2 separate regions of the Homo sapiens genome follow, and region 1 is linked to region 2. The links are chromatin loops, found by intact Hi-C in ENCODE. Cell type or tissue: B cell. All regions are shown on one strand. Links, peaks and the distances in the headings refer to the core of each region. The heading gives the core; the rest is flanking DNA.

The links. Hi-C counts contacts between places; a loop is a spot of excess contacts. Peaks named below come from ENCODE experiments on the same cell type or tissue, not always from the same donor. Only the 100,000 strongest peaks of a DNase experiment are listed, where the experiment ranks them.
Region 1: a loop joins it to region 2, with 4 times the contacts of the local background. A loop is called at or near these places in 4 of 110 quality-filtered maps.

The regions. Positions count from the first base shown.
Region 1 is chr10:48,745,804-48,761,962 of GRCh38, reverse strand. WDFY4 (WDFY family member 4) reads right to left here. Exons shown (of 62, transcript NM_001394531.1): 13 at 1,523-1,616. It also overlaps the pseudogene RPL13AP19. Among named protein-coding and RNA genes, the nearest start is that of WDFY4, 69 kb to the right of the region's middle. RefSeq lists an enhancer at 16,145-16,159. In B cell, for the core only: no CTCF peak of the experiment used is centred there; no DNase peak of the experiment used is centred there; H3K27ac peaks cover 2,139 bases.
Region 2 is chr10:48,794,359-48,810,517 of GRCh38, reverse strand. WDFY4 (WDFY family member 4) reads right to left here. Exons shown (of 62, transcript NM_001394531.1): 24 at 14,068-14,220; 25 at 7,159-7,232; 26 at 5,097-5,258; 27 at 4,423-4,514; 28 at 2,560-2,659. Among named protein-coding and RNA genes, the nearest start is that of WDFY4, 120 kb to the right of the region's middle. RefSeq lists enhancers at 7,574-7,633, 7,664-7,713. In B cell, for the core only: no CTCF peak of the experiment used is centred there; DNase peaks (open chromatin) are centred at 5,537, 7,757, 10,027 and 10,697; H3K4me3 peaks cover 1,308 bases; H3K27ac peaks cover 7,873 bases.

The DNA of each region.
Region 1 (16,159 bases), core at 4,931-12,930, 50 kb after region 2:
ACAACTGGGCATCCTTGAGAGTCATGTGCATTGTCTGAACTCACATTTCTCCATTGGTTAAAATACTGGCATTGATGCCCTCGACAAAACTGCAAGAGGAATAAATAAGCCAAGAAAGGGCCAAGCATCAGCCTGGGACAGAGTAGCTGCTCAAGCCAATGAATCCTCTTTCCTTGGCTGCTGATAAACCTAAACTGGTGCATTTCCCAGGCCTTCCTCAACTCTGCCCAGCTCTTTCTTGGAACTTCTAAGGTATTTGTTCTTTATCTTGAGACTGCTGACTCCAACTTCGTCTTGTTCTGTTACTCCATGCCCTCACCCATACCAGTTTTCCTTCCCACAATGAGGCTGTTAGTTCTGCCGGGACAGACACTTGAGAGTCGCCTTGGCTCTTTGTCTCTCCATTACCTGTAGCCTCCTCTTCCTGAAAGCCTGTGATTCTGCCTCTGGACAGGTCTCTTAATTCCTTTCTTCACACCTTCTCACAGACACCACCCTAATCCAGCTATCACCACACATCACATGGACCGCAGGCAGAGACTCCTAACTCTTGCCCCTTGCCTCTTCCTCTCAACCCTCATTCCCTGTCCATTCTCCACCAAGCAGCCAATGTAATGTTTTTCACGCAAAATCTGATCATGTCACCCTCCACTCACGTGAGAGAGGCTTCTTGTTATCATTTACATTGGCAAGGCTCCCAGAAGCCTGCATGCCCCATTATCCCCATCATCGCCTGACCAGGGAGCCCTTGCTCCTGGCCCTTCCAATTTGCTCCTCCCCTAGCCACCAACAGCAGGCCCCTTCCCACCCAGTTCACACTAGCTACTCACCCTTCAGGTCTCTGCTTACATGTCACCATCTAGAGACGGCTTCCCTGACCTCCAACCCTTTATCTAAATTAGATTTAATGAGATCTGTTCCTGCCTCCATTCTCATTCTTCTACCTCAGCACCCTGATTTTTCCCTGTAATATCACTCGTCACAATTCATAATTTCATATTCACTTGTGAGCTCATTTATTTAGTCTGTCTGCACTGTCACTACCTCCTCATCCCCATCATAGAGGCGGGCTCTGTGGACAGTGTCTATGCTCATCTTGCTAGCTGTGCATGAGCTGCACAGAGCACAGGGCCAGGATCTCAGCCAGCATCCAGGAGAGAGATGAACATGCCAGGGAGCAAAGGACTTCCCACCAACGCCAGGTGCTGAGCTTAACACCTGGGACTTGCCTTACTATGGTTCAATTATTTTCAGTTGTTTTTTTGTTTGGCTGTTGTTCTTAGAAGGTAGCTTTGTTAACAGAAGTGATCTGTTTTGGATGGCCTTGCAAGGGTGGGCACAACTCAGTCAAGTGTCCAGGACACCCTGGTACTTTCCCACTATAGGTGTTTCCCATGGGGAGCTCTGCTAACGCAGGGCACTGAAGACACGGACAAAAGGAAAAAAGCTGTCTTGGGTCAGAAGGCATTTGAGAGATCAGTCATGTGAAGATGACAAAACACACATATTCAACACCAGGTACCTGTGGGTGATCTTCATGGTACAACCGAGGCAGCAGCCTCACCATGATGCACACGACCCCGGGATGCATGATTGCAGCATCTCCCTCATCCATCCTGCAGAGAGAGGGAGAGCCAGACATGAGACACGGACCTTCCAGTTTCTTTCTATTTTCACTGAGCTTCCTGGATCTTTCTTTCTAAGACAGATCATGGTACACATCCTGTCTTATTACCTAGATGACATTGAACTACTCCATCGAGCCTAATTTCCTCCAACTCTAAAAGGCATTGACAGTACCACACTTTCCCCCTACAGTCATAGAAGAATGCTTTTGTGCTCCAAGGCACAGTGCCTGACCCATAGTTGATGCTCAGTGAAGTTAGTTCCCTGGTTTTCTTCCCTTCCCTCCAGATACGTTGGAGATTGAGAAGCTCTGGTTTCATATTGAACACACACACACACTCACTCACACACACACACACACAGGCTTCTGGGTCCCTTCAAAATGGTGTAAGCACACTCAGCTCTGTCCCACCCCCTGAATACCGAATGCAACTAAAACACTTAGAACTCATGGAGCAGCTCTTGGAGGACTCTGGAAAGTAAATGGTAGCCGAGAAGGAAACCAAACTCAAGCACTATGAACTGGCAGTGAGCTTTCTGGGCTTCCCCTCTGCAGCATCCCCTGGTGTGAACTCACAGGTAGCCTAAAACTCGCAACTGTGCACAAGGTGTAGACATGATGGAAAGAGCTCCAAGAGAAGTCCTCTGTTTCTGGTCTGAGGAGCAGGAAAGGAGGTTTTACAGGTCACAGAGCATGGAGGAAATCCCCTGGGATTTTCTTTGTTTGGTTTCCCCATTCTTTCCCAACCCATCTTTCAGGCAATTCCCTCAGCATCAGCAACAGCAGCAGCAGCCAGGCAGACTCTAAAACTCTCAGTGAAGAGAAACTTTCTCTCTGACCAGAGGACCTGTAGTCCCAAGAGTGTAGGTAAAATTCCCATTGCTCTTTTCTCCTTTTCTCCCCTCACTGCATGGCCCCAGAGACAGATACCAGTGACACAGGGAAGAACAGAGAAACAAAAGCGCCAATTCTAGACAGAGCAGGAAGGGACCCCTTGGGAGCCAGCAAGTGTTAAGGAAAGGATGAAGAAGAGGAAGCTGAGGAAAATGTAACCACAAAGTTGTATATTAACCTCTGGGCTGAGTTCTGACTGTGTATGTGCATCTGACCCTAACTAGGAGGTAAACCACCACACACAACCAGTTACTGCATGAAGCAAGTGAGCGCACATCAAATCTCCCTGCAGTCTTTGAAAACTGAACTGATACTGGAACCAGAGAGTCCAGGGAAGATGGGCAGAAACTTGCAACCTGAACCTAAGTGGGCTAGTTCCCTACCTTAAGATATATATATATATATTCATTAACATTCTCTATAAGATGACAACAAAGACCAGAGTTCATAAGATAAGATTCAAAATGTCCAGAATACAACCTGAAATTGCTCAACATAGAATGAACCAGGGAAGTCTCAACATCTCATGTGGAAAAAGACAACCAACAAATGCCAATGCTGAGATGTCACAGATGTTGGAACTATCAGACGAAACCCTTAAAGCAGTTATTAACCCAATTCCAAGAAGTAAGAGTGAACATTTTTCAAATAAATGAAAAACAGAAAGTTTCAGTAAATAAATAGAAGCAATAAAAAAGAATCAAGTAAACACAACAACTGAAATTTGTTTAAACTCACTAAATGAGAACAATAGGAGAATGAGATGAGAGGAGAGTCCATGAACACGAAGATGGAGCAATACAAGTTGCCTAATCTGAACAACAAAAAGGAAAAAGATTACTAAAAATAAAGACAGACTCAAGGTCATGTGTAACAAAGGATCTAACATTTCTGTCATTAGAATCCTCCAAGGAGACGAGAAAGAGTATGGTATGAAAGAAAAAACGTTTGAGAAGTTTTTAGTACTTCTTTCTTCAAAGCTGGTGAAATACATAACCTTAAAGATTCAAGAAGCTTAGCAAAACCCAAATAAAATAAACAAAAAAAATTATGCCCAGACACAGCACAATCAAACTGCTGAACACTAAAGAAAATTTTAAAAATCTTGAAAGCAGCCAGAGAAAAACAACACATTACATTTAAGGGAACGACAATTTGAATAACCTTGGATTTTCTCATAAGAAAGCAGAAGTCATGGAAACAACATTTTTAAAGTGCTACAAAAATACACACAGAATTCCATATCCACATGCTTCCAGAATGAAGGCAAAATAAATGTGTTCCCAGATGAAGGAAGACAGATTCTTGCCATCAGACTTGTTCTAAGAATAATACTTTTAAAATTTCTTCAGATGGTAGGAAAATAATAACAAAATAATGAAAGGAAACTTCAGGGATGAAGAAAGAGCAACAGAAATGGTAAATATTTGGGTAAATATAATACACTATTATTGTTCTCTTCTTAAGTTCTTAAATTTAGGTATGATGGTTGAAAGTGACATTGTATTAGATGTAATACATAAGACAACCACAACAAAAATAGGGAAGGATAGAGGGAACGGCGTAGAGGTAAGCTTTCTATAATCCATTTGAAATAGTAAAATGTCAATTCTAAGTAGACTGTTAAAAGTTAATTAAGTATACTGCAGTCCCTATTGAAAGCACTAAAAAAAAAGGAGAGACAAAAAAGGAGAGTCAAAAAATTCAGTAGATAAACTCAAATTGAATACTAAAATATATTCAAATTGTCCACAAAAAGGCAGGCAAACAGAAGTAGAGGAACAAAAAAAGAGTAAAAAAAAAGAGAAAACAAACAATAAAATCCTGAACCTAAATTCAAACACATCAATAATTCAAACACATTAAAAACTGATAGACACTATTGTCAGAATGGAAAGAAATAAAAACAAAGCTATATGCCATCATTAAATATTGTGATATAGATAGGTTAAAAGTAACAGGATAGAAAAATTTATACCATCCTAACAGTAATCAAAAGAAAGCTGGTGTAATTCTACTCATATCAGGGAAAACAGACTTTAGAGCAAGGAAAATGACTCATAATAAACAGATTATATGATATGATGATTAAAAGAGACATAACAATTCAAAACGTGTTTGCACTTTACAACAGAGCATCACAATTCAGAAAGAAAAACTCATAGATCTGAAAGGACAAATGGCCAAATCCACAATTATAGTTAGAGAGTTCAACACTCCTCTCAGTAATTGTTCCTTCAAAGTCATAAACTACCTTCAAACGGTTTTCTTCGAAGCCACAAACTACCAAACTCAACAAGAAGAAATAAGTTGCCTAAATCATTTATAGCTATTACAAAAACCGAATATGTAGCTAAAAACCTGCCCACAAAGAAACCTTGAGGCTCAGTGTTTTCACCAGCAAATTCTACCATACATTTAAAAGAGAAATAACACCAGTTCTACACAGCTTCTTTCAAAAACACAAGAGAAGGGAACACTTCCCAATTCATTTTATAAAGCCAGAATTACCCTGATATTGAAAACAGAAAAACACAGTATAAAAAAACTACATTTCAGTATACCTAATGAACATAGGTGCAAAAATCCTCAACAATCAGCAAATAATACCTAGCTACATATAAAATAACGAGGGTACTATGGCCAATTGGACTACCCGTAAATGCAAGGCAAGTTTAATATTCAAAAATCAGTCAACATGATCCATATTAATAAAATCACATGATAATATCATTTAATGCATAAAAAGCATTTGAAAGATTAAAAATCTGCTCATGATAAAAAGAAATTCTCAGTAAATTCAAAGGAATTGTTTATAACCTAACAATGGGCATCTACAAATTCCCATAGCTGATGTTATATTCAATGGCAAAGACTGAAGACTTTCTCCCTAAGATTAAGAACAAGCAAGGATCTCTCCATTGCTATTGGATGTAATACTGGAACATATGGATTGGAAAGGAAGACCAAAAACTGGCACTAGTCACAGACGATGAGATTGTCTTCATAGAAAATCCCAAGGAATCCATAAAAAAAAAAACTTCTAGAACTAATAATTAAATTTAGCAGTCTCAGAATAATAGTCGACATACAAAAGTTAACCATATTCCTAAATACTAGAATTGAAAAATTAGAAACCAAAAAATTTTAAATACCCTTTGGAAGTGTGTTCAACAAAAGACTCTGGTATAAATCTAAGAAAACATGTGCAGGCCCTACACTGAATATGACAGACTTTGATGAAAGAATCAAAGACCTAAATAAACAGAAAAGCACACTATGTTTATGGGTTGGAAGATTTACTATAGTTAAATTGTCAATTCTCTCCAAATTGATCTATAGATCTAATGCAATTCCAATAAAAATCCCAGCAGGAATTTTTGTAGATATAGGCAAGCTGATCATTAACATTTATATGGTATCAGAAAGGAACACTTCCCAATTCATTTTACAAAGTCAGAATTACCCTGATATTGAAAACAGAAAAACACAGTATAAAAAAACTGCATGTCAGTATCCCTAATGAACATAGGTGCAAAAATCCTCAACAATCAGCAAACAATACCTACCTATATATAAAATAACGAGGTTCCATCAGGACAGCCAAAGGTAAAGGAACTGAAATCACCAAAGCAAATTTGAGAAGGAAGAATATCTTTGGAGAGCTTGCATTTGATATCTTACAAAGCCACAGTAATCAAGACAATATTGGTGAAAAGCTAGACACATAAGTCAATGAAATCAAATAGTGTCCAAAGACATATATAAATATGGCTAAGCAGTTTTTACAAAGTTATAAAGACAATTCAATGGAAAAAAAGATAATATTTTCAACTAATGGCATTGGAAGAATTGGACATTCATAAGCAAAAACAAACAAACAAAAAATGAATCTCAATCTAAACTTCACACATGGTACAAAAAGTAGCTCAAAACAGATTACAGACCTGTAAAACTTTTAGAAGAAAACATAGGAGAAAATCTTCATGGCCGTCAGGCAAAGAGATCTTAGATATGACATAAAAGTGCAATACATAAAAGTAAAAACAAATGATGATTTGGACTTCATCAAAATTTAAAACCTTCAATCTGTGGAAGACCCTATTTAAAGATGAATAGATAAGCTATAGGCTGGGAGGAAACATTTGCATCCCTACAATGGAAAACTACTCAGCAACAGAAATGTATGAACTACTGATACACACAAAATGAGTGAATCTGAAAGGCCTTATGCTGAGCGAAAGAAGCCAGGCTCAAAAGATTACACATGTATGCTTCCATGTATATGGTATTCTGGAAAGACAAAACTATAAGGAAAGATCCACGGTTGCGAGGATAGGGTGGAGAAAAGGTTTTACTATGTGGGGCAATATCTGGGAGCTATTTGAGGTGATGAGACTGTTCTGTTTCTTGATTGTGGTGGTAGTCGTGTGACTCTACACATGAATTAAAACCCATAGAACTGTAGGCCAAAAAAAGAGACTTTTACTTCATGTGAATTGAAATAATAATAATAAACTACAGGCTAATCCCAAATTACCAACACCCAGTTTTCCAACACCCTGCCCATGTTGCTGCTGTCATATGCAAAGTGAGATTGTTTTTAGTCCTCAGAGTAGCTAAGGTGCTCAGGAGTGTTTCTTGTGCTTGGGCGTAATTTATTCAAATCAACTGAGCAAATACTTATTGACCTTTTATTATTTTCCAGGCACTATTCAGGCACTCTGGATACATCTGTAAACTAAACAAACTAAAATCCATGACCTGGGTGTGAGGGGAAGGGTGTAGACATAAAGATAAACACAATAAATAAGTAAATTAAAATTAATAATTATTGTGTATAATATAACATATTAATATATAACATAATAATATCATAATGAATAAGAAATGATAAGTGCTATTGAGAAAAAAAGAGCCAAGAAAGGAGAATTGACAAAAATTTGATTTTTGATTGATAAGTGCTTGTATGCAGAAGGAGAGTAATTTACAACTTTAATTTGAATGGCAGGTTTGGCCTCTTTAAGAAGGGCAAAACTGAAAGACGGGATGCAGACATCCATGGGAAAAGCATTTCAAGCAAAGAGAAGAGCCATTGCAAAAGCCCTGAAGTAGGAGTATGTCTGGCATATTCCAGGAACAGCAAGGAAGCCTGTATTTTTACTCTGATACTGAAGCCACACAAAGACAATACAGAAAAAAAAAAAAAAACCTACCAATATCCAAGGGATCAATGTCCCTTATGAACATACATGCAAAATCCTAAACAAAATGCTAGCAAACTAAATTCAACAGCATATTAAAAGGATTATATGTCATGACCAAGTATGATTTATATTAGAAATGCAAGGGTGGTTCAACATAACAAAACCAATCAACAAAATACACCACATTAATAGACAAAGGCAAAAAACAGATGATCATCTGATTTGACTCATAAAGAGCATTTGACAAAATCTCACACTCTTTCATGATAAAAACACTCCAAAAACTAGAAATAGATAGTAAACTTCCTCAACATGATAAAGGGCATTTATGAAAAGCCCACAGCTAGCAGCATGCCAAATGGTGACAGCTGACCCTCAAATTCATGTGGAATTGTAGGAAACCCTAAGAAGCCAAAGCAATATTTTAAAAGATAAAGTTGGACAACTCACATTTCCAGAGTTCAAAACCTACTACAAAGCTACATAATCAAAACAGTGGAGCTGACATAAGGATAAATATAGAGATCAATGAAATAGGATTGAGAATCCACAAATAAACTCATGTATCTGTGGCCCCTTGATTTTCAACAAGGATACAAAGACAATTTAAGAAGGGACTCTTCAACTAATGGTACCAGAGCAGTTGAATAGCTATAAGCAAAAGAATGAAGTTGAACCCTGACCCCTTGCCATATGCAAAAATTAACTCAAAATGAATTAATTATCTACAATAAGAGCCAAAACAAAATTTTTAGGAGAAAACACAGTGGTAAATCTTTATGACCTTGGATTTGGCAATGGATTTTTACATATAATGCCAAAAGCACAAGTAACAGAAGAAAAAATGGATAAACTGGACTTCATCAAAACTGAAAATTTTTGTGCATCAAAGGACATTATTAAGAAAATGAAAGGAGAACCTACAGAATGAGAGAAAATATTTGCAAATCATATTTCTTTTGAGAGTCTAGTACCCACAATATATAAAGAATTCATACAACTTAGCAACAAAAAGAGAAACAACCCAATTAAAATATGGGCCAAGCCCTTGAATAGACGTTTCCCCCAAAAAGATATACAAATGGCCAAAAAGCACATAAAAAAATTCAACATTATTAGCCATTAGAGAAACAAAAATCAAAATCACAATGAGATAACACTCCATGCCCATTAGAATGGCTAAAAAATTTTTTAAAGGGAAATAAATATTGGCAAGCCTGTGGAGAAATTGAAAACCTTTTATATTGCTGTTGGGTGTGTAAAATTGGTTCAGCTGCTGTGAAAATAGGCAGTTTTACAGTTCCTACAATTCTATTGAATTGAGCTACAATTCTACTCCTAGGTATATATTCAAAAGAATTCAAAACAAGTACTCAAATAAATACATGAACATGAATGTTCATAGCAGCACTATTTACAAGAACCAAAGGAAATAACCCAAATGTTCATCAACAAATGAATGGATAAACAAACTGTGGTGTGTACCCATATGATGGAATATTATTTTATTGTAAAAAGGAAAGAAGTACTGATATACGTTACAATGTAAATGAATCTCAAAAATATTAAGCTACCTGAAAGAAGTCAAACGCCAAAGGAAACCTATTACATGATTCCATTTACACATGATTTATCCTGAACAGTTTAATCCCCAAAGCAGATTGGTGGTAGCCCAGGGACTGGGGAAAAGAATGAGAATGAGTATAGGTTTTCCTTTTGGGGTGATAAAAGTGTTTTGAATTAGATAGAGGTGGTCTTTGCACAACACTGTGAATGCATTAAATTCTATGGAATTGTTTGCTTTAAGATTATTAATTTTATGTTCTGCAAATCTCACCTCAGTGAAAAAAGCTAAGATTTTTTTAAAGTAAAAGATGTCCAGCACCTGGAGCAGTTCTCAAACTTTAATGTGCTTACACATAATAAGAGGACCTTTTTAAAAACAGAACCCTAAATTTCAACCCCAGGGATTTGTGATTCGGGAAATCTAGTTTACACAACTATATTTTTGTGCAACTTTACAATGGATTCTGATGCAGGTGGTCTACAGGCCACACTATGAGAAGCATTGCTGTAAGGTAGGGATTGACAGAGCAGGAATGGAGACAAGGTTCTGGATCCCAAGGATGGCAGACACTGATCCCCCACCTGACCTGGTGTTCCCAGACGGCTTGTATCTCGCAAGGGACCTGTGGGTACGACAGAAAGTTGTAATCAAAAGTACAAATCCCAAAGTGCCTGTATCTTTGGGAGCCAGTGGTGGTGTGAGGCGTGCTTGGCCAAATTTTGCATCTCATTTGAAGAAGCCTAGGGGCCTTTGCAGGACGTGAACCAGTGAAGCCTCATCATTTCACACAGCCCCTGAGCTTGGCTATAAAATCCTGCCACCCACAGCAGCTGCATGACAGAGAGGATGACTACTCCAATCCTGGTACTTGTCTTGCTTAGATATGGAAGTCAGACAGACTGCCCCCTATGTGGACTCTATCAAACTTCAGGAGGCAAGATTAATAACTATCTCCTGTTACTAAGGCCTGTGGATACTTGAGGGATGCATTAGAAAATTAAAAGCAAAGCGGCCTCATTTGTGCAGTCCATGCTGATTACTCCAGACAGCCACCATCCTCTTCCAAAACTCTAGGGCTTCTCTCTCAGGGACTAGCACCAACCAGTCTCTCTCACACTCTCATCAAATTGGTTACCAAGGCCAGGCAAAGTTACGTCCTAAATAGTTCTCAAAATGTTCTCCTGTTCAAGCTACTGCCATCCCTGGAAGGAGCAACTGACAGCTCCTTTGCTCCTCTCCTTTCCAGCCATCATCTCTGCCCATCCATCCCTATAGCTTAAAGCCCTACTACAGCTTAAAGTCCGAGCAATGCCTACAGAAGGCAGGAACAAACCTTACTCAAGATAGTTGATTTTGAGTCTCACCTTTATGCCTCCTCAACCCATCTCAGACCAGATAACTCTCATCTTTAAATGTTTAGCTCAGTGGTCTCCTCATCCAGGAACGCCTCGCTGACCTCCTCCCCAGACTTCATTAGGTGCACTTCTCTGCGTCCTCTCAATTTCTGGGCCTGCCCTTGCCAGGGTCCCCACCATACAAGGATAATGCTCCATTCATGTCTCTACTAGGTGGGAGCCCAGAAGAGGAGCAGGCAGGAGCAGCCATATCTGAAGCAGTTGCAGGACAACTGCACATCAGGTGTCTTCAGGACACCAGGCACGAGAGTCCAAGACTATCTGCCTTGCCAACCCTCCCTGCCTTTCCTCCTGTCCTGTCCATCTTCTCAATTCATTCATGCCCATATTCTACTCAGTGACCATTCACAGGGGTCCCTGATGTAGCTGCAGACCCAGTCCATGCTCACATGGGCCTCACCACTGAAGCAGAAGAAAGAGATTTGAACACCATCTTATTTCAACAGTGGTAAGAAACCAAAAATTGATAGATGTACAGTGCCTTTATTAGCAGATGGGGAAGAGACGACTTAAGTGGCTGATGTCCTTGGCATCCATTTTAATACATATCCTGGTTTCAGATATGCTCAAGTGTGCAAACACAAACCAAAGAAATAAGAAACCAAGGAAGATTACACAATTAATCATTGATTTGCACTGTGATCAGTGCTGAGGGTGCTGAGGAAATGTGAGGCAGTGGGATCTGATTTGGCCCATGGGATGGGGATGGGCAGGCCAGGGGAGGCTTCTTGGAAGAAGTGACATCTAAACCTAGACAAAAGCATAAGAAGCAACTGTCCAGGCAGAGTGAAGACAGGAAAGGCATCCCAGGTAGAGTAAAGGGCATATGTGAAATCTGAGTCTGAAACATGGCTGCATGGCTGCATGCCATGGGCAGGCAGGACCCCCAGAACTGTGTGCCCCACACTCCCAATGCCTGACTCCCTCCTGGGAATCATGGGAAAGCACTGGAGGCTTCCAAGTGGGAACGACAGGGTCACATCTGTGCCTTCCAAAGGCCAGTGTGGCCTTCATGTGAACTGTTCAGGAACTACACTGTCCCCCACCCTTCCTCAATGGTCTGGCACAACAATTACCTCTAACAAACTTAAGTGACAGATATAACTCATACCCACAGGGGACATTGTTTCAACAGGAAAGATTAGGATGAAGCTGCAGGATGCCCAGCAGCAGAGCCAGAGGAGTAAGTGTTTAGGGCTCTGGCCTGCAGAGTGCCCCATGAAACCTTAACTATTGCCTGGAGCACACCGCATTCCTGTTGAAATGATGTCCCCTTAGGGCTATAAGTTATAGCCACAACTTAAGTTCAAGGTAAAGGTGACTGGGGTTGCTCCTTTGGCTGACATAAGGAATAAACGTCAGCCCACGAGGCCTGGCAGGGGCTGGGAGAAGGCATATGCTAAGGCAGAAGCAAGAAGGAGCAGGGCTGCCTTGCTTTGGAGGGGGCTTTTCTCAGAGCTATACACAGACCCAGTTGTAGAGCAGTCCTCATAACCCATAACCCCATGATGCCACAGTCCTGCACAGAGACCACCCTAGCTCCACATTGCCTATAGGGTAAAAGTGAAATGGTCTCCCATAGGGTTTGTGCAAGGCCCACCACAGTCTGACCCTGCTTCTGCTCCACTTTCACCTCCAGACCTGCACTGTGGATGATGTGCTGCTGAGGGGTAAGCACTCCATTCTATGGTGTGTGTATGTAGTGTGGATATGTAGTATGTGTGTATGTGTGGTATTTGTGTGTGTCGTGTGGTGTCTGTATGTAGCATATGTAGGTGGTATGTGTGGTGTGTATTCATGTGTATGTGCTAGGTGCTGTGTGGTGTGTAAGTGCAGTGTGTGGGTGTGTGGTATGCCAGTATGTGTAAGGTGTATGTTTAGTGTGGTGTGTGTGTGTTTTGTGTACATGTGGTGTATGTATATGTGCATGTGATGTGTATATAGTGTGTTTGGTGTAGGGGTGTTTATTTGGTATGGTGCATGTTTCATAGAGATATATGATGTATTTTGGACACCATAGATATATTTTTGGAATTACATAACATGTCACCTCTGTGTTATGAAAAATATTCCTTAAATTATAGTTACCATAAAGACTAAATGAATTGAAGAATAGTCCATTGTAAAAAGCTGAGCATGGTGTCTGGCGCACACATGCTTAGGAAGCAGCTGTGATCACTCTAACTACCATCTTCCCTCAATGTAGATACTATTATTATGTCTGCCTTCAAATCAGGAGATGGAAGATTAGAGAAATAAAGTAGCAGGACCAAAGAACACAGCCACCAAGGCATAGAACAAGCAGGCCTGACTCCAAGGCCCACGGCCTCTTTCCCTCCTCCCTGGAGACTTGGGACCTACTTTGCAGAAGGCAGGGCTGAGGGAAGCCACTTGCCCAAGGACATACAAGTGTGGTACGGCAGAGACGAGCACCCTGTCTCCCATTCCCAGCCCACTGCCATGCCCTTTACTCTGCAGACTCCCTGGAGGGGGTAGAGTTTCACTTCCTATTCTCTAACCATCAAGGAAGGTCAAGGGCCATGTATCTCTTTTAGGGAGAAAAAAAAATGCTCTATTTATGAAACATGGGTCTTATAAATGTAAAAATTACTCATTACAAAACCAGGATGACATTTGACACAGGACTCACCTCTAAAACATCAGGACTGACGCAGTCCATTGGTTAGAACCCAATCTTCAAACTGCAGGCTGTCGTGTCAGACATTTGGAAAACTATCACTATTATTGTGGGAGTATCAGGAAAAAAACAGGAAGAACACACACACGTGTGTGCACATACACGCACGCACAGACAAATGCATGCAGGCTTTGGAGGTAGCCCTGGGTTCAAATTCTAGCTTTATTATTTACTAAATGTGTGACCTTTGGCCATGTTTTTTATCCTTTCTCAGCCTTTGTTTCCTTATTGATAAAATTCCAAAATTTTGGAGGGAAATAAAAATAAATAGATGTTTAGTGCTCAGCCTCCATAGACATTCAACTAATTACTATTGCTTTTCTTCACCTGATATCACTTACTAAATGTCTTTTCATACTGACAAATACTCCCCTGCCCCTGAGAGCTGGCAGAATAAGTCAAACAAGTTTCCACACCAAGATCCTAAGTTAACCTGTATGTTATCAGGGTGCCCAGGCAAAAGGCCTCCTCAGGGATTGCCCCTGAAATATAGAGAACAGGGAACCCAGAGAGGGAATTCTTCCCAAGACAAGCAAGAAAATCAGGACCTGGGAATCTGGCCAAGGCCTGGCTTGGAAAGGGCAGCTAAGACCCCATGGAGGCATTCCCATACCTACAGAAGGGCAGAATGGCCTGAATGAGGATGGTTTCTATGGAATCCAAGAAAAGGAAAATCTTGGAGCAAGATTCACAATAAAAAATCAGACATCATACAAGGGACCTTCCATGATTGTCACAGAAACAATATACTCTCAAAAAACACAAGAAGAAATAATTATGATTCTTGTGTTTGAAGAAATAAAAATGAAAGATATGAGAAAGGAAAAGGGCTATCAAATCAAGTTTATTTGAAAAAGAAACAGTATATCTAGACATATAAAATACTGTCATTGAAATTTTAAAAAGAAAACCTAAATGGCTAGATTATATATCAGATTAGACACAGCTAGTAGGAGATTCAGTGGGTTTAAGAAAGACCAAAAGAAACTGTGTGGAACAGAGTACAGAGAGACAAAGAGATGAAAAATGTAAAAGAAAGATTAAGGGAGGATAGAATGAAAAAGTAAAACATACATCTAATTGTGTTAGTTCCAAAAAGGCATAATAGGAAAAGGGATGGAGAAGAGGTCATAATTTAAAAATCCATATTTTATAAAAGACATCAGTTGGGATTCAGGAATCCCAATGAATATGAAGCAAAATAAATGTTTAAAATAATGTACATTGAGATATATGACAGTAAAGCAATAGAACAAGAATGGTGAAGATCTTAAAAGCGACCAGAGAAAAATGACAAATTACCTTCAAAGGAAGAGAAATAAAAACGATTTTAAAAGGCAACAATGGAAGGCAATAGCTGGGGAGACCTTCCATTTACTGTGAGAAAATAACTGTCAACCAATAAATGTTTACCCAGCAAAACTATATTTCTGCAATTAGGGAGAAAATAAAGACAGTTTTCAGACAAATAAAATCCAAGAGAGTTTACCACAAATAGACCCACACTACAGGAAAGTTTAACAGATGTACTAGAGTAGATAAAAAATAATCCCAGATGGAAGGATAGAGATGCAAAAAAGAATGGTGAGCACAGACATTGAAAGCATGTAGGTAAATCCAAAGAATATTTTATAAAACAACAACAATAACTGTCATATCTGATGGATTTACTAACAGGAGATAAGTTTAAAATATTAGCTAATAGTAATGTATGAGTTAGAAAAGGGCAAAAATATTTGAGTTTTAAGGTCTTGGTGTCTTAATTGGAAGGATAAAGATACTGTTTAACTAAAAACATGAGTATGCCTGTTAATTCACTCTAGGGCAACTACTATAAAATTAATCATAGAGAGTTTAAATTTCATACTAGTAGGTAGGAAACACAATTTTTTAAAATCAATTCAAAAATAAGACCAAAAATGTTTTTTTTTAAAGTGGAACAAATGTAAAAAGCTAAGTAGAAATCATTCCAAATATATTAATAATTATGAAAGCGTAAACAAATGACTTTCTCCAGTTAAATGAGAAATAATACCACACTAGATTGAAAAACAAAGTAAAACCAACAAAAGTGGTTCCTTATTGTTTACAAGAAAAACACCTAAAAATGTAAGGACAGTACACAGAAAGGTTAAAACCAAAGGATGAAGAAAAATCCCAGGCACGAACTAACCAAAAGAAACCTGATATAGTCCTATTATTATTAAGGCAAAATGTACAACTAGGGATAAAAAGTTCACCATATAATGATAAAAATTTAGACTCCATAAGAATATAAAAATTCTAAATATGTATGATTCTTACAACCTCAAATATATGTAAGGGAAAATTCATCAGAAATTGACACATCCACTTTATCATGAGAGATTTTGAATGCATCGTTCTCAATAACTGATACACCATTTCCCAGGCCGCTGCCGCAGGTAGCGGAGGGGCAGGTCCCAGTGCTGGAGACCGAGGCTACCTCCTGGGCCACCTGGCGGCCGTTGTGGTGAAGCAGGTACTGCTGGGCCGGAAGGTGGTGGTGCGCTGCGAGAGTGTCAACGTTTCTGACAATTTCTACAGAAATAAGCTGAAGTACCCGGCCTTCTTCCGCAGGCGGATGAGCACCAACCCTGATGAGGCCCCTGTTATTTCCTGGCCCCCAGCAGCGTCTTCCAGCCGACAGTGCAGGGCCCGCGGTCCGCAAGGCCCAGCGAGGCCAGGCTGCCTTGGACGCCGAGGTGTTCGATGGAATCCCACCGCCCTACA
Region 2 (16,159 bases), core at 3,726-11,725:
AAATGCAACCAATGTTCTCTCAGTCCATGAGCGAGTGACATGTCCAGAAAATATGAAATGTCCAGCCTTACAAGTCACCAAGGAGAGGCAAGTTAAGGTTAACATCACTTATTATGTATTACATTTAAAAAGAATAGTAAAATAAAATGCTGGCAAGATTGTTGTGCAAATGATGCATTTGTCTATTAATGGTTGCAGTGTAAGTTGGCCACAGCATTTTGAAGCAATTGGAAACTGTGTATTCATATAGGTAAAAATGCGCATGCCCCTTAATAGCCCTATATAACTACTATTCATACTTACACAGTGGATGACTAGCCACCCATCTAATTTAATTACCATCAATGTAGTCACATAAAACACATAATGAATATTCCCCTCCCTTTTTAAAGACACTAGTCAAAATTTATCTAAATGGCATAGTTCAATATTTATGCATTTTTATCAGTTTTAGCACCAAAAAAAAAGAAACATGATTAACGTCACTTTCAAAAATGATGAGTCTGGAGAATACAGACTTGCTGATGGGACCTGGATGAAACAGGAGGGCAGGGAGATGAATGGCCAATGGGTTGGCCAAAGACACTGGGTTCAGCAAAGGACCCAGACTTTTGGGAACAAGTGAAGGCTCCACCTGTGTTCTCAGCTGACACACTAGGCATAGTGAGAATCTGGCTGGTATCCACTGAAATGAGCACTGGACTAGGAGTGAAGAGAAGAGGCTGTCCTCTTTTCTAGCCCTGCCTCTGATGTTTAGCAACTGGATGACTTTGGCAGAGCTCCTGATGTGCTCTGATCATTTTCCTCAGTGATTATGTTGATAATGATGGTGATGATGTTGATGGTGGTGGTGGTGATAGTGATTAACGTTGTGGTGATGTTGGTGGTGATGATGATGATGGTGGTGGTGGTGACAGTGATGATGTTGATGGTGGTGGTGATGTTGATGATGTTGATGATGGTGGTGGTGATTATGGTGATGGTGATGCTGGTGGTGATGGTGATGATGTTGATGGTGGTAGTGGTTATGATGGTGGTGATGGTGATGCTGGTGGTGAAGATGCTGATGGTGGTGGTGGTGATGGTGATTAATGTTGTGGTGATGATGGTGATGATGCTGTTGGTGGTGATGGTGATTAATGTGGTGATGATGGTGATTAATGTGGTGATGATGGTGATGGTGGTGAGGGTGATGGTGATGATGGTGATGGTGATGATGGTGGTGATGGCGATTAATGTTGTGGTGATGATGGTGATGATGGTGGTGGTGGTGATGGTGATTAATGTGGTGGTGGTGGTGATGATGGTGGTGGTGATGGTGATGGTGATGATGGTGATGGTGATGATGGTGGTGGTAATGGTGATGGTGGTGGTGATGGTGATGATGAAAGAGATGGCCATAATAGCAATTAGCTTACAGAGAATTTACAGTATTCCAGGCACCATTCTCAGGATTATCCATATATTAATTCATTTCATCTTTACTATACTCACCTATTGAAAGTATTAGGTTGGTGCAAAAATATTGGCAGTTTTTGGCATTAAAAGTAATGAAAAAAACACAATTACATTTTCACCAACATAATACAATTTTTATTCTCATGCAGATGAGTAGAGAGAGGCATACAGGGCTTAAGTAGCCTCCTCTGGGTCCCTGGGGACAGGGCTAGGATTCGAACCCGGAAGGTATAGATGCCAGAGCCCAGCTGTTAGGCACTGCACTACATTCCCTTTCAAAAAGATGGAAAAGAAAGTGGCTGGACTATCTCATTTCCAAGGCATCTTCCAGTTCTACCATGTTTTGATTCTAAGAAAGAAAGGATTTATAGGCTGGTAAATTATTAAACACTATTTATAAAGCTGCTTTACTGAGGGGTAACTCTTTACCCCCAAGCCCAGATGCATATACAGGTTGAGCAAGGATCCGGGCTGACTTGCTCAGCACTGCATCCTAGGAGCTGGGAACAGTGTCTGGCATGCAGTAGATGCTCAACAAATTAGGTGTCAAATGAACGACTCCAAGGTTGGAGGTAAAGCAGGCAGGCAGTGGGGAGAGTTAATGGAATCAGCTTTATGATTACACTTGATTTTAGAAGTTAATTGACGGTAGATACTTCTTTTTCCAACTTGGAAAAATAACAAACTCACTAACAGTAAATAGCAGAAGAATTTGGCAAGACTTTTCCTTGATAGATGTTATTTAGGCTCACGATTTCTTCATTCTATTGTCTGCCAAGTACAAGACATCAAAATCAGTAATTGTCACAACTGCCAAAACAATAACAATTACACTATAGCTATGGTGACAAAAGGAGTTTATTGTAATTATACCAAATCTGTTTCTAGTTACTCATGTCCACTTAACATTTGCATCAGAATATCTTAGGGCAAGGTCTGGTTCATTGGGTAGAGAGAATATAATTTTCTTTCTGACTAGTGCAGGAAATACATTGCAGAAAACAGACTCAGAGATGCTAAACTTTTCATTAAGAAAAGGTTTAATGCCACACCCTGTATGAGGTAACCTCCTGCCAAATTGCTCTTCCTGGAGCTACTTACTCAGAGGACAGATGAAGCTGGGGGGAAGATATTACACTGAGCAGCATCTCCAGCAACTGGTTTCTGAGCCAGATTGTCTTTCCAGATGTTTGGCTTCCAGCTACAAAAAAGAATTCAGATTTGAGAGAAAATGGATGTAAAGAGACATAATATTTGCTGCAGTAAGCAATCATATTCACCAAATGCTTATTTCACCCAGGAATTGTGGCATGGCTGGGACTCAAAATTTTGGCATTTTATTCCAGCCTCCACACAATGCTTAAAAAGAATTTCAGAAAATGTTACTGAAGTTTCCTTTAATTAGCAATGTCTGCAATGCTGCACATCTTCCAAAAAACAAAAATCCTAAAAATAATAAAGGAAAATATACCTTTCAGTAGAAGAATTTTTTAAATTATTATAGGCTGCAACATTTCATAATCACCTACTATGCACTGATATTATGCAAGTAATCAGGAACAGAGTGCTGAAGACCATGGTCTTTGTTCTCTTTGTTCCTGCTTTCAACTTGCTCCCAGGCTAGGCTTTTGGATGTCTATGCTACAATAAAAACAGAACTCAAATCATAGCAGAGGTATATGGAGCAAGGGGAAGAAGAAACTTTACTTCTGAAGAGTCATTAAAGCCCAAAAGGACATATTAACAATGCTTTAATATGTTGGTTAGGTAAAAGTTTCAGAATGCAGTTCATATGAGAAGGAAGGTTGACTAAATAAGTTCACTCTTGGCCCATTACCCATTTGTTCATTCCCTCAGTTGCCAGCAATTTCACACCAATACAGGGCATACACCACGCCATACTGTAGAAATAGGACTGATGAGGCAACCTGGGGAAATGGAGTCATATTTCCGTCTATTCAGATTTTGGTCCCATCTTCAATTAGCTCCTAATCTCATTGAACCTAAATTTCTTAGTCTGCAAAATGGGAATAGTAATTTCTTGCGGCTTGATCTAAGGATAAGAGATAATACTTTATCTAGATTAAAAAATGCTATCCAGGAGACTCTTTTGTGATGATAAAACTGTTTTATATCTACCTTGTCCAATAGAGTAGCCGCTAGCCTCAGGTAGCTAGTGAGCACTTAAAACGTGGCTACAGTGAGTGAGGAATTAAGTTTTTAATTGCATTTAATTTTAATTAGTTAAAATTTGAATTTAAATGGCTATATGTGGCTTAGGGGCTCTCGTCTTGGACAGTGCAGAGCCGCAGGGCCCAGGACAAAGCAGTTGTGATTGCTGCCATCACACTGCCCTAGCAGAGGGAACAAATTGAACAAGACACAGCTGCAGTTCTGCACCTGGCTAGGCGAAAAGGGAGACTCACATAAACAAACTACAAATCTATTCAGTAGGGTAACCCCAAGGGGCTTTGGAAACACAGAGAAAGTGACTTAATCTGGTTTGGTGGGACTGGGGACAGCTTGGCTAGTGGGGGAGGGGTGGCATTTCCCTTGAGTGAAGAGCACGTGCCAAGCACGGACAGAGGGCAGGCCATCACCTGCAGGGGCCTGCAAGTGCTTCACTGCTGGAGTTGGGGCTCATCAGGAAAGTAAGGGGTAGTGGGGGTTCAACCAGGAAGTGAGGCAGGATCCCGGATCCCACATGCTGGTCTACAGGGAACTGATTTTATTCTGGAGGCCTGGAACACCAGTCCCACATTTCAAAGCAGGAATCTATAATTTTATTTCATTTCTGACTCTCATCATAAAATGACAGCCTCACAGGCCACGGCTTGGAAACCACGGCTTGGCTGTGGGTGCCTTCCCCTTCCTTACTTAGCCCCTCCCTCTGCACAATGTGGGCCTCTCAGGGGTTCCGTGAGGGCCGTCCTACTGCCTTCGAACTGGCAAAGGTCTTCTCACCAGGCAGGGAAGGGTCCAGGGCTCCGTCCATGCAGATCTGCCTCTCATTCACCGACGAAGGCTTGAGGGTGTACACAACAAACAGCCCAATCCTTTATACACAGGGAGAGAAGGACAGGCTCGCAGGCGGGCTCAACTGAGTCCGCTGAGTACATGCCAGTGTTTTCACATAGACCCACCCACGTGCAGCTGCAAGTGAGAGTTTAAGGGAAATCATCATGGCATGCTGTGTATTTCCAGAGACTTCTAAAATCAGTCAGGATTCACCAGAGACGCTAACTCTGGCTCTACCTGATCAATTAGATAGTGACAGGAAAGAGAAGGGGAAACACACTGGTGGCTGGGACTGCTCTTCAGGAGTCTGCAGGAGCCAGGCATGTGGGTCATTGGCTGGCAAGGATGGCAGTGCTTATGGAAATTCCTGAATATTTGGCCACAGTGGGGGAGCCTGAGCAGTGGGAACAGTAAACACACAGCCCTGCTGGGGAAACCGGCCTGTCCCATCCTGACTTCAGCAAACCATCCTTTCCCCAACTCTCAGCCCTGGGCAAAAATTCCTAGAAGGTTCCAAGTGATTCAGGGTTGAGCACAATGGGGAGAGAGCTGGGGTCTGTCCTCCCTTTTTAAACAGCCCTGGGGCCCTGCTCTTCCCCCTGGGCAGCTTGGTGTGGTACCTGAGCAAGTCCTGGGTGCTGAAGTGGCCCCTCAGCTGACAGGCCAGGATGCCAATGATGGTGGAGATCTTGGAGGGGATGAGGCTCGGCTCATTGAATAGGAAGATGAGCTTGGGTATAAGCTGTGCCTGGTGGGCAGCTTCAGCATTCCTGGGTCCTTCCCTGGTGAGTACAGGAGAGAGACAGTAAAAGCTTTTACTGGAATGAACCAAATTTGCTGTGTTTCTGCTAAAAAGGTTTTTCAAGCCAGGCTTGTTCCATGGCCCCTTAACTCCAATGCTCTCTTGGCAATTTGTCAAGATGCCGTCAGACACCCATTGAATATGTGTCTGCTAAGTGCCAGAGTCGCTCGGGTGTGCACTGCCTGTCCCCTCCGCCCCCCGGAAACCACCTTCAAAGACAAACCCCAATTATTGACTTTTAAATTCTGAGCCCCAGGGAAAACTAGTGCTGGCCTCAGAAACTCAAACAAAGACAGCAGACACTCATGTGACTGGGGAGTACTTCCCACCAGCCAGGAGTGCAGGGCCCTTCACTAGCTTGTCTGGTTGTGTGATCTTCCTGCCCGCCCCAAACCACAAAGTGGAGAGACACGCCACTGAAAGTCAAAGGAGAAAAAGACAGAATCCACCTATCCATACCCCCTCCCTCAGATACTCACAAATCCAATTTCCAGTAAATTCTACTCCCCCAAAGAAAACAGCTCCCAGGATAAATATCTGTTTCTTAGAAAACAACTGGTACAGGTACAGGAACAAAGTGGAAAGTGGAAGAGAAAAAATGGTGGAGAAAAATGTGGAGGAGGGTGACTTTGGGCAGATTCCTCACTTTGAACTGTCTTTTTTTTTTTTTTTTTTTTGTATTAACACATTAAATTCTGCTGAGCTCCATCTCCCTGATACACAAAAGAGGCAGGACCAGAGCCCAATTCTGTGTATGATTTATAATTACAGGCTCAGCAGAGAAGACAGATGCTCCTCTACCCAGAAGTCCCGGCTGCCCTTGGTTCTGTTTCCTCTGACAGCACTGAACAACATGTTTTTCTGTATTCTCTTTTTATCAGACTGTGGCTTATTCTTCTCTGAATTTTACCTCTAAGTACAGGGTGCGAAATGTAGTAAGTTTATAATAGATGTTCATTAAGTGGATGAGTGGAAAGCCATTTACAAATACATTCAAAATGCTGAAGGCACCAATGAGCTCTAGACCAGCCTGAGCCAGGAGGAGGCAGGTGGGGTGATATGTGGGCTTCCTTGCCTTCCTTCTCTCTTATTCTGAACACAGCCCCTGGCTCCCTTTGGGAACTACCACTTTCTAACTCCAGAGGGGAAGCCACTTTCCAGCCCAGTCATGGGACACAGTTGGCTCAATGAGACTCAGTCCAATAGCTAAGACTGTTAAATTTTTAAAAAGCTGTCTCTCTGCCTATGGTGCTAAGCTGAGGATGTGCTCTGAGGAGCTGCCCAGGAGCCACCTTCTGCCACAGAAGAAAGCCCGGGCAACCTGAAGACTGAGTGGAAGAGGCAGAGGCAAGAGTGGTGACAGAGCTCAGAGAAAATGATGTGAGCCTCCCCCAGCTACAGGATGAGATCAGCTCTTTTCAATTGTAAGAGCCAACGAAGTCCCTCTTTACTGGTCTTTTCTTCCTGTATTCTTTTTTCCCTCCTCCCTTCCTTCTTTCCTTCTCTTTTACATCCCTTAAGCTGGTTTGAGTTGTATTTCTACCACTTGAAGGGTAAAAGAGCCCTGACTAATTCCAAAAGTGCCTTGGAGAAGTCAGTTAGAGGGAGAGTGGACCTTTGCTGGTCACAATTGCTGAGCCCCCAGTATGTGCTAGTCCCTGGGGCTAGAGAGGCCTCTAAGCCCCCAGCATCTGCCCTCCTGAGGCCCGAGACCATGAGAGGAGACTGCCCCACAAGCATGAGCCACTGGGAAGGATGTGCTCCCATTTGGGGACCCAGTGTTCTGGGAGCAGGGAAGAGCCACTGGCCACCCTGCCCTGTCTCTGTTCTGGACATTCAGCCTTCAGTTCTAACCCCCAGGCTGCCAAGACCCAGCCTACCTTGGTGATTGAAGGATTTCCAAAAGATGGGAAAAGAGGCTGAGCTCCAGATTGTCTGCAGTATTCATCCAGAGCTGGAAGACAAAACAAAACACATGCTAAAATGAAGGTGTGGGAGAAGAATGATTTGCAGGAAGCATGAGAAGGTCAGTGCTGGACAGGTGATCCTCTGACGTGGAATCATCAACATGATGTACCAGCTCTGGAATCAGATCAGCTGTCCTGACACTCCAAGCAGAGAGGTGCCTCCCCTGTAGGAAGGCCTTCTCTCGCCATCTCTGCTGCTACTTGGCACTTCATTGTGGGCCTGGTTCCAACCAAGGACGCCTGCACTAACCATCTCCCCCATCTGCTCAGCCTTGGGCCCACAGCCCAAGTGTCCATATTGCAAACTCATCTCAACCTCCCTGGATCCTGCAAGACAAATGATGATGTTCCCACTTTACAGATGAGAAAATAGAGGCTGAGACAGACCAGCTGAGTGACAGTCTCCACTCACCACCAGCAAGTGGCAGGACAGGAAATAGAAGCCAGGTACAGATTTTCAGGTTTTACACTGTACTGACTACATACCCAATTTGCGCAGGCAACACATTCTTCAGCCCAAACCACAGTGTCATCTCATGCATGACAAAATTGTAAGTGAAACAAAGATATGAAATTCACTGAGATTCTGAAAGTGAAGTTGATCACTCAGGTTGTTTTCATTCATAGTAAACAAATGTAGCTGCTAGTGATCCTTCTGGGGCAGAATTGATGGATGCCATCATGTCTTATTTCTACTTCCCTTTAGAGAACTCTAATATTTTTCTTCTCTAAATACTGACAGTTCCTAAGGCCCAGACTATACAAGGTTCAGGTGTGGGATTATAAGCGTGCACTCATATAGCAGCAAAAAGAGCTTGCACTTAATAACTGATACATTTCCTGGTGGCAAGAGGTGCCATAAAAAGACCCAAAATATTATTATCCGCATTTATGTATTTATTTTCTTATTTTTGAGAGACCCAAGCTGGAGCGCAGTGGCCCAAATATGACTCACTGCAGCCTTGACTTCCTGGGCTCAAGCAATTCTCCCACCACAGCTTTGCAAGTAGTTAGAACTACAGGTTTGCACCACCATGCCTAGCTAATTGTTAAAATTTTTTTGTAGAGTGGGGTATTGTTTTACTGCCCAGGCTAGTCTCTAATTCTTGGGCTCAAGTGTTCCTCCTGCCTCCACCTCCAAAATTGCTAGGATTACAGGTGTGAGCCACCGTACCCGGCCTATTATCTGCATCTAGTAGCTAGAAAGAATGGGACTCAGGGAGACTAAGTAACTTTTCTGGCACCAGACTTTTTTTTTAATTGGCAGAGACTGTTTTCAAAGTCAATCCACCTGACTACGAAGCCCATTCCCTTGCCCCACACTGGGTACCCATGGGTATCACCTACAGATAGTGACCCATAGGGTCAATACTCAACCTTGCTTGAAGCTAAGCAGTTACCCATGACTTTGCTTACTCTTGCTGAAGAGGAAATGCAAAAGAACCCCAGTGAACACAAGTTTATCGGGAGGCCTGTGAAGGTAGAGACTGTCCCTCTTTAATCCCTGGAACCTAGCATCATACATGCCACTATCTTTCGTAAAGATGCATTACATTTTTTAAAAGAATGAGTGGATACAAAATAAAATAAAATGAGTGGATTGTTCTTCCGCCAGGAAAAGAGTGACAGATTTCCTGCTTTTTTAAGCACAGCCACTGCCCAAAGGCACACACAGAGGTGGGCCAGCTGCCATTTGGGACAGCTGGTATTGATGAAGGCAGCTCTAGTGAAAACATGGGTATCCAGCATGGCACCCCAACATACATGTCTGTAGGGCTCCAAGAGCCCTGCACACTTAGGATATTGATTCATGAAGGCAGTCATTCAACAAATGATATGCCAGGCCTGGGGCTAAGGGCTGAGAGAACTAAGAAAGTCAGATGTGAACCCACCAGTACAATAAGGTGCACCTTTTACACTTCCCACAAAAGTTCCAGCCTCTCACATTTCCTTTCCAGAACACAGCAACAATAATAAGTTGCCACACCCATTTGAGGCTGCCTAGCTCATCAGGAAATTACATAATGCCAAATGTCAGAATTTTGGGAAACATGAATAACTGAATCTTTTGATTGTTATTCTGTGTCACATAAGCCTGTACTAAGGACTATATTAAGATGTCTGGATTAGATTTGTTTGAGTATGGACTGTATAATGTGTCAGGTGTTGCTCTCTCCCCACCCCTGAGATGACTGTACTCTTAGAAATGAACTAGTCAGTTCCTTCTTTAAGAAACCAGAGGCTGGGTATGGTGGCTCATGCCTATAATCCCAGAACTTTGGGAGGCCGAGGTGGGTGGACCATCTGAGGTCAGGAGTTCAAGACCAGCCTGACCAATATGGTGAAATCCCTTCTCTACTAAATATAAAAAAATGAGCCTTATGTGGTGGCACGTGCCTGTAATCCCAGCTACTTGGGAGGCTGAGGCAGGAGAATTACTTGAACCTGGGAGTCAGAGGTTGCAGTGAGCTGAGATCGCACCACTGCCCTCCAGCCTGGGCAACAGAGTGAGACCTCATCTCAAAACAAAAAAAAAAAAAAAGAAAGAATGAAAGAAAGAAAGAAAGAAAGAAAGAAAGAAAGAAAGAAAGAAAGAAAGAAACCAAAACCTAAGACTTAGAAGCCCACAACTTCCTGTTCCTCCCTGATTCTCAACTTTCTGTCCAACCCTGCCTTACAACTTCCTATCCAACTCTGTCTTACAACTTCCTGTCCAACCTTGCCTCAACAGCTTCCTGTCCCTCCTTCCCTCACAACCTCCTGTCCCTCCTTCCCTCACAAATTTTTGTCCCTCCCTGCTTCAACAATCTCCTGTACCCACCCTCCCTCACAGCTTCCTGTCCATTCCCTTCTCAATGACTTCCTGTCTCTCCCTTCCTCACAACTTCCTCTTCCTGTCTGCTTCACACCAGTCATCACGGATCCCACCGTTTCTCCTGTGATCCACTCTCTTGTCTCCAAACCCTCTGAGGATGTGTCTCATTAGCAGTTTCTTCTCCCACTACTATTTTAACTGTCTGGTTTTTACTGCGTCTTCTCCTTCAACCTACAAACAGACTTAAGTCTCTTCCATCTTAAAACACGAAACCGGCTGGGCGCGGTGGCTCACGCTTGTAATCCCAGGGCTTTGGAAGGCCAAGGTGGGCGGATCATGAGATCAAGAGATCAAGACCATCCTGACCAACATGGTGAAACCCCGTCTCTACTACAAATACAAAAATTAGCTGGGCGTGGTGGCACATGCCTATAGTCCCAGCTACTCGAGAGGCTGAGGCAGGAGAATCACTTGAACCCATGAGACAGAGGTTGCTGTGAGCCGAGATTGTGCCACTGCACTCCGGTCTGGCAACAGAGTGAGACTCTGTCTCAAAAAAAAACAAAAAACAAAAACCCAAAACCAAAAGTTCTGAAACTTCCTCTCTGCTATTTTCCAAAGTCCACTGACTGCCTCCACTTTCAGTCTCCCCACACTTCCCCTTAATTCTTTGTTTGTTTGTTTGAGACGAAGTCTCGCTCTTGTCGCCCAGGCTGGAATGCAATGGCATGATCTCGGCTCACTGCAACCTCCCCCTTATGGGTTCAAGTGATTCTCCTGCCTCAGCCTCCCGACTAGCTGGGATTACAGGCGCCCGCAACTATGCCCACCTAATTTTTGTATTTTTAGTAGAGACAGGGTTTCACCATGTTGGCCAGGCTGGTACCGAACCCCTGACCTCACGATCCACCCGCCTCGGCCTCTTCGTGCTGGGATTACAGCCATGAGCCACCAAGCCCGGCCGTTTCTCCTTACTTCTGAGTGGCTTCTGACCCCACAACTTACTTGTCACTAAGTCTGTCAGTGACCTCCAATGGGCACGTACAGTGCACACATCCCTTACCTCACTTTACTTGGTGTAGGCAGAACATGACATTTGGGAAACATTTTTCCCTTTTTGAAATTCTCTCCCCTCAATCTTTTAAATTTTATTTTGTTTCATTTCATTTTGTTTCACTTTGCTTTGCTTTTTAGCATCTGGTTCTTATTGGTGGTTTATTTTCTTAAATCCAGCTTTAAAAGCACCAGATCTCCTGAAGAGGGTAGTTTTATTCAGGGTGGGGTGGGGTAGGGTGGTGTCCATGGCCATTCTAGTAGCAGGCAATGGAGCATGATGGGTTCCTGCATTAGTAATTCCTGGGCCATGCTGGTGGCCAGGACACCTTGGAGCCAGACTGGCTGAGCATGGCCACAGCACTTCAGAAGGGGCAGCAGCGGTTGCAGTCAAGACACATTATCTTATTTAGTGGGGTTTTATGGCCATTTATGTACATCTTCTTTCCCCTTGTGCACAGGGAGCCCATTCTCCAGGCCATGCTGGCTTCCTCCACAATCCTCTTTTCCAGCTTCAGATCCAGGACCAGGACATTCATCTTGGCCTGGTTCAACTGGCTAATCTCATATTTAGGGCTCTTATGCCTATATTTACAAATAAGATTAGCCTGTACTTTTTCATTTTCTGTTCTGTCCTTTTGTGTTCTGCCATCAAGATTAGCTCGTTAAAGAAGCTAGAAAGAACCTATTTCCTGACTGGTGGAATTTCCCTATGAGTGCCCAGCCTGGCGTTCCCTTCTGGTTGTTGTTTATGTCAACAGATTTTAAACCAGTGACTCACTTTACTTGATGATTCTAGGATCATTGGGGTTTTTTATTCATTTTAGAGTGCGCTCTGAAAACTTACATTTTCGATGAGATTGTTCAAATGAACTAAGTTTTCTAATTTACTGGCACAAAATTACTAATCCAATTGTCTCTTTCCTTTCTAATTGCTCATTCTTCTGTGGTATTCTCCCCTTTTCCTTCCTAATATTATTTATTTGTGGCTTCTGTCTTCTTTTCTTGGCCAATCTTAACAGACGTTTGTCTGTTTTAGGAGAAACAGTAATTGGCCTTGTTGATCCTCTGTATGTTTTTTTTTCCTATTTTATTAATTTATGTTCTCATTTATATGTTTCCTTCCTTCTTTCTCTGCGTTTTGATTTTGTTTGGTCATTCTAACTTCTTGATCTTAAGTTAGAAGTTAGACGTTGAACCGAATCTTGATCTATATTATACAAAGAGTATTCTCTTTTTATAATATACATATTGATGACTGTCAGTCTCCCTCTGGTCCTGCCTTCAGTAGCAGCCCTGTGGTGTTTTGATATGTAGTATTTCCCTTGTCATGTGTCTCTAAGTCACTTCTGGTTCAAGTTCGACTTTTTCACCTGCTGTCCTCATTATCCCACTACCCTTGCCTCAGTTTAGGTTTCAAAATCCTCTACCCAGATTTCTTCAATCATCTCATGACCCATCTCCCTGCTTCAGAGCTCTTGTCACCGAAGTCACATACCTAAAATAAAATTCTCACATATCATTCTACAGTTAACATCCCTAGATATCAAAAGTTTGGTAAAACTTATCAACAATCTAAAAATTGTTCATAATGCCTTTATTCTCATTATTAATTTTGATAATTTATTCTAAGAAAATGTTTTTAAAAGTGAGAGAAATATCAGCACAAAAGTCCCATCTATAACACAATTTATAACAAAATATAGAAAGAATCTAAAAATTTGGCAATAGAGAAATGATGAAGAAACCAGGAACTCTCAGCATAACAGAATATTATTCTGATCTCAAAACAGTGCTTGTGTTTGTAATGAAAATGTTTAAATGTTTTTGGTATGTGAGCAAAGACTAGACTCAAAATAACCTACAGTATAATCATGACTATGATTTTAAAAATGTATTATACATTGAAAATACTGTAAGAGAATGCATCCAGGTTTGACAAGAATTAACTAGGTCTTGGTAATAGGAGAGTTTCCCCCTCACATTTTTCTCTAATTAAAAAATATTCTATAATAAACATATATCAATTTCTTAATAAACAAAGAAAGAGCTTTGAAACTTCTCCTGAGGACCTCCACATGCCCAGGCTAAAGTGTAGTCTGGGCAGTCTAACCCCTTGGGCCTGCCTTCTCTCTCTCCTGCTCTTGCAACCAACACAAACCTGTAGGCCCCCAACAAGCCACTTGCTCTCAAGTCCCCATGGCTGCTCTCACTCTGATGTACAGTATTTGCAAATAGCATATACACTCCACCTGGAAGGTTATTTTCCCCCTGAATTCTGACTGCCTGCTCACTCCCACTCCCCAGATGCCCTGTGCCTGTCTCACTGAAGCACCTAGCATTTGCAGTGTTACATTGGCTATGTCCCAGTCCCATCTGGCTGTGGGGAAGGGCTGGGTTCTAGTTTTCACTGTGTCTCCAGGACATGGCCAGTACCTGACCCAGAGGGTGCTCAGTAAATGATGCTTCATGAATGGGTTGATCCACCCACAGCAGTTGTGTGCGATGCTCCTCAGCCTCAGGCGTGTCCTTCTGCATCCCTTAACTCACCCCTTTCAAGAATCATTTGGAAACAGCAAAGCACCACCCAAAGGAACTGAGATCATTTTTCTTTACCCTCATATGTATATGCCAATTTATAGTTTAAAAATCCTTTCCCAGATACTATCTGGCTTAACCCTCATGACAGCCTGCAAGGAGATGAAGGTCTCCACTTCACCCAAGAAAAAGAGTGGGGCTCAGAGAGGTCAAGAGATTTGTCCGAAGCCACTCAGTCCATAGGTGGCACATGTCATTACAAACCAGGGCCTCTGGGCAGGCTCGTTTGGTTTTCCCTCTCCCTACCATCATGACTATGAGGGAAGCTGACATGCTAGGTTTAGGGGAAAGCCCAGACTTAGCATATTTACCATCACACACACTCCTGAAGGACTAAGGGCCAATCTCTGATTTACCTCGAAATTGCAGAGGATGTGCTGGAAGACACCAGTGTTGGTGATAGCAGATGACCTGAAGCCCAGCTCCACAGTGCCAGCCACTGAGAGGATCAGCTGAAAAATTCGATGGTTCAGGAGAGAGGCCTTCTTCCTCAGGAGAAACGCCATTATCTGAAAAGGTTAACACAAAGCAGTTTCCTCATGAATGCATCATTAGAGATTTCCCCTTCACCCACTTGTCCCAGTCCAGTCTGCAAACCTTCTGCTCTCTGCTGCTACCATCCTTCATTCCATGTTCTCAGAAGAAAAATACACATCAACTTCTGTGGCCACTTTTCTGTGCTATGACCTGACTTCTCACTGGGACTCTTACTTTTCCCTGCATCTTTTCCATGTTTCCAGAATGCCACTCTCTCCTGGTTTCCTCCCACACTCCTCAAGCCTCATTCTCATTTTCTGTTACTGGGTCCTTTACATGCGTAACCATCCCATAAATGCTGCATTTATGGGAAGCTACCACCTGCCCATGAGCCTGGCTGCACCCAGCCAGATGTGCCTGTCAGTTGCACCAGCCCCTGGGAAGCCAGCAACATGAAGCATCCATCCCAGCATGGAGGCACTTGGGTCCCAGCATACATTTGGTGACCCAGCTTGTCTCAGACTAAGAAGATGGGTCCCACCAAGCCTCACATCTCTGTTGACTGCAGCCCCACACGAGTCAGTCTGCCCAGCCATCCATTGGCATATGAGCCTTGAGCGACCTAATCTGGAGTCTCAGCTCCTTCCATCCATGGCTCCATTCCCCATCAATGGCTCCAACACAGCCCGCCCTTTCTCCCTGTCCTCCCAGACATGTTCTTGCAACGTGCCCTTCGGAAGCCTTGTTTGTGATCAGAAAAGACTCAATATCTTTCCAGACTATTCATGTGTGTGTATATATATATGTATATATATATATATATATATATATATATATACAGACACACACATATATGAAATCCCACAGCAAGACAAAATTAGGATGGCTAAAAGTTGCATGTGAAAACATTCAGGCTGACTGGCTTCACTTTACATCAAACAGTGTCAAATGTCAAACTGACACTCAGTCAGTTCTGGCAATCCAACTCTGTCCTTCTAATAAGCTATATTTTCTTATCCTAAAGATCATGGTTTCATTGCTTCTCCTCTCTCCTCTAACCTCTCTTCCTCTCCCCCACCTGACCTCATATTTTGCTGAAAAGATAGAACCCATCAGATATGAATATTCTTTTTTCCCACCACCAAATTAACAAACGTGTTGCATTCCTTCCTGTCACAAGCAGAGTCTCCGATCTACCTGGTCTCTGGATCCTACTGGTCACCATCTCAAGGACACTGCTCTTTGAGATAACTGTTCTCTCCAAGCTTCCACTGCCCCAACCCTGGATCTCTTCCTCCTATGTACAAATATATTCTAGTATTTCTCATTGTAAAAATAACCCTCCCTCCATCCCTAATCCCTGTAGCTTTATGCAGCTCCTCCTGCTCATAGGCAAACTTCTAGAAAGCATTATCAACACACCCTGGCTCCATGTCCTTACCTGACATTCTCTTTTCAACCTGCATCAGCCAGCCACTGCCTCCACCTGGCTACCTCCCTCAGAAAGGCCACCAGGGACTTCCAGGTGGCCAAATCCAAAGAGGACGCCTCCATCCTTTGTTTGTGCTATTCTTTATCAGCATTTAACATGGTTTGACCATACCCGCCTTCTCAAAACACGTTCTTTTTTCAGATTCCTTGACATAACTGTCTTTGATTTTTCTTCCCTCTTGCTTCTCAATCTCCTTTACTGGGTTTTAATTATATTCCCAGCTCCATGTGGTTAGCTCCTCTTTGTTTCCCCCTCAACCTTCTTCTCTCTGTACAGCTTCTTTTTGGTGATTTCATCAATTTCCTTAGATTAAATATCATCATGGTGGCGATGACCCTCATATTTACACCTCCAGCACAGCCTGTCCCTGAGCTCCAGAGCCTTCTCTCCCACATGATACTTCACCTTCAATGTCTCACAAACATTTCCCACTGAGCATGTCCCAGCATCTCCCTTCCTTCCTGTCGGCGGCCTGCTGG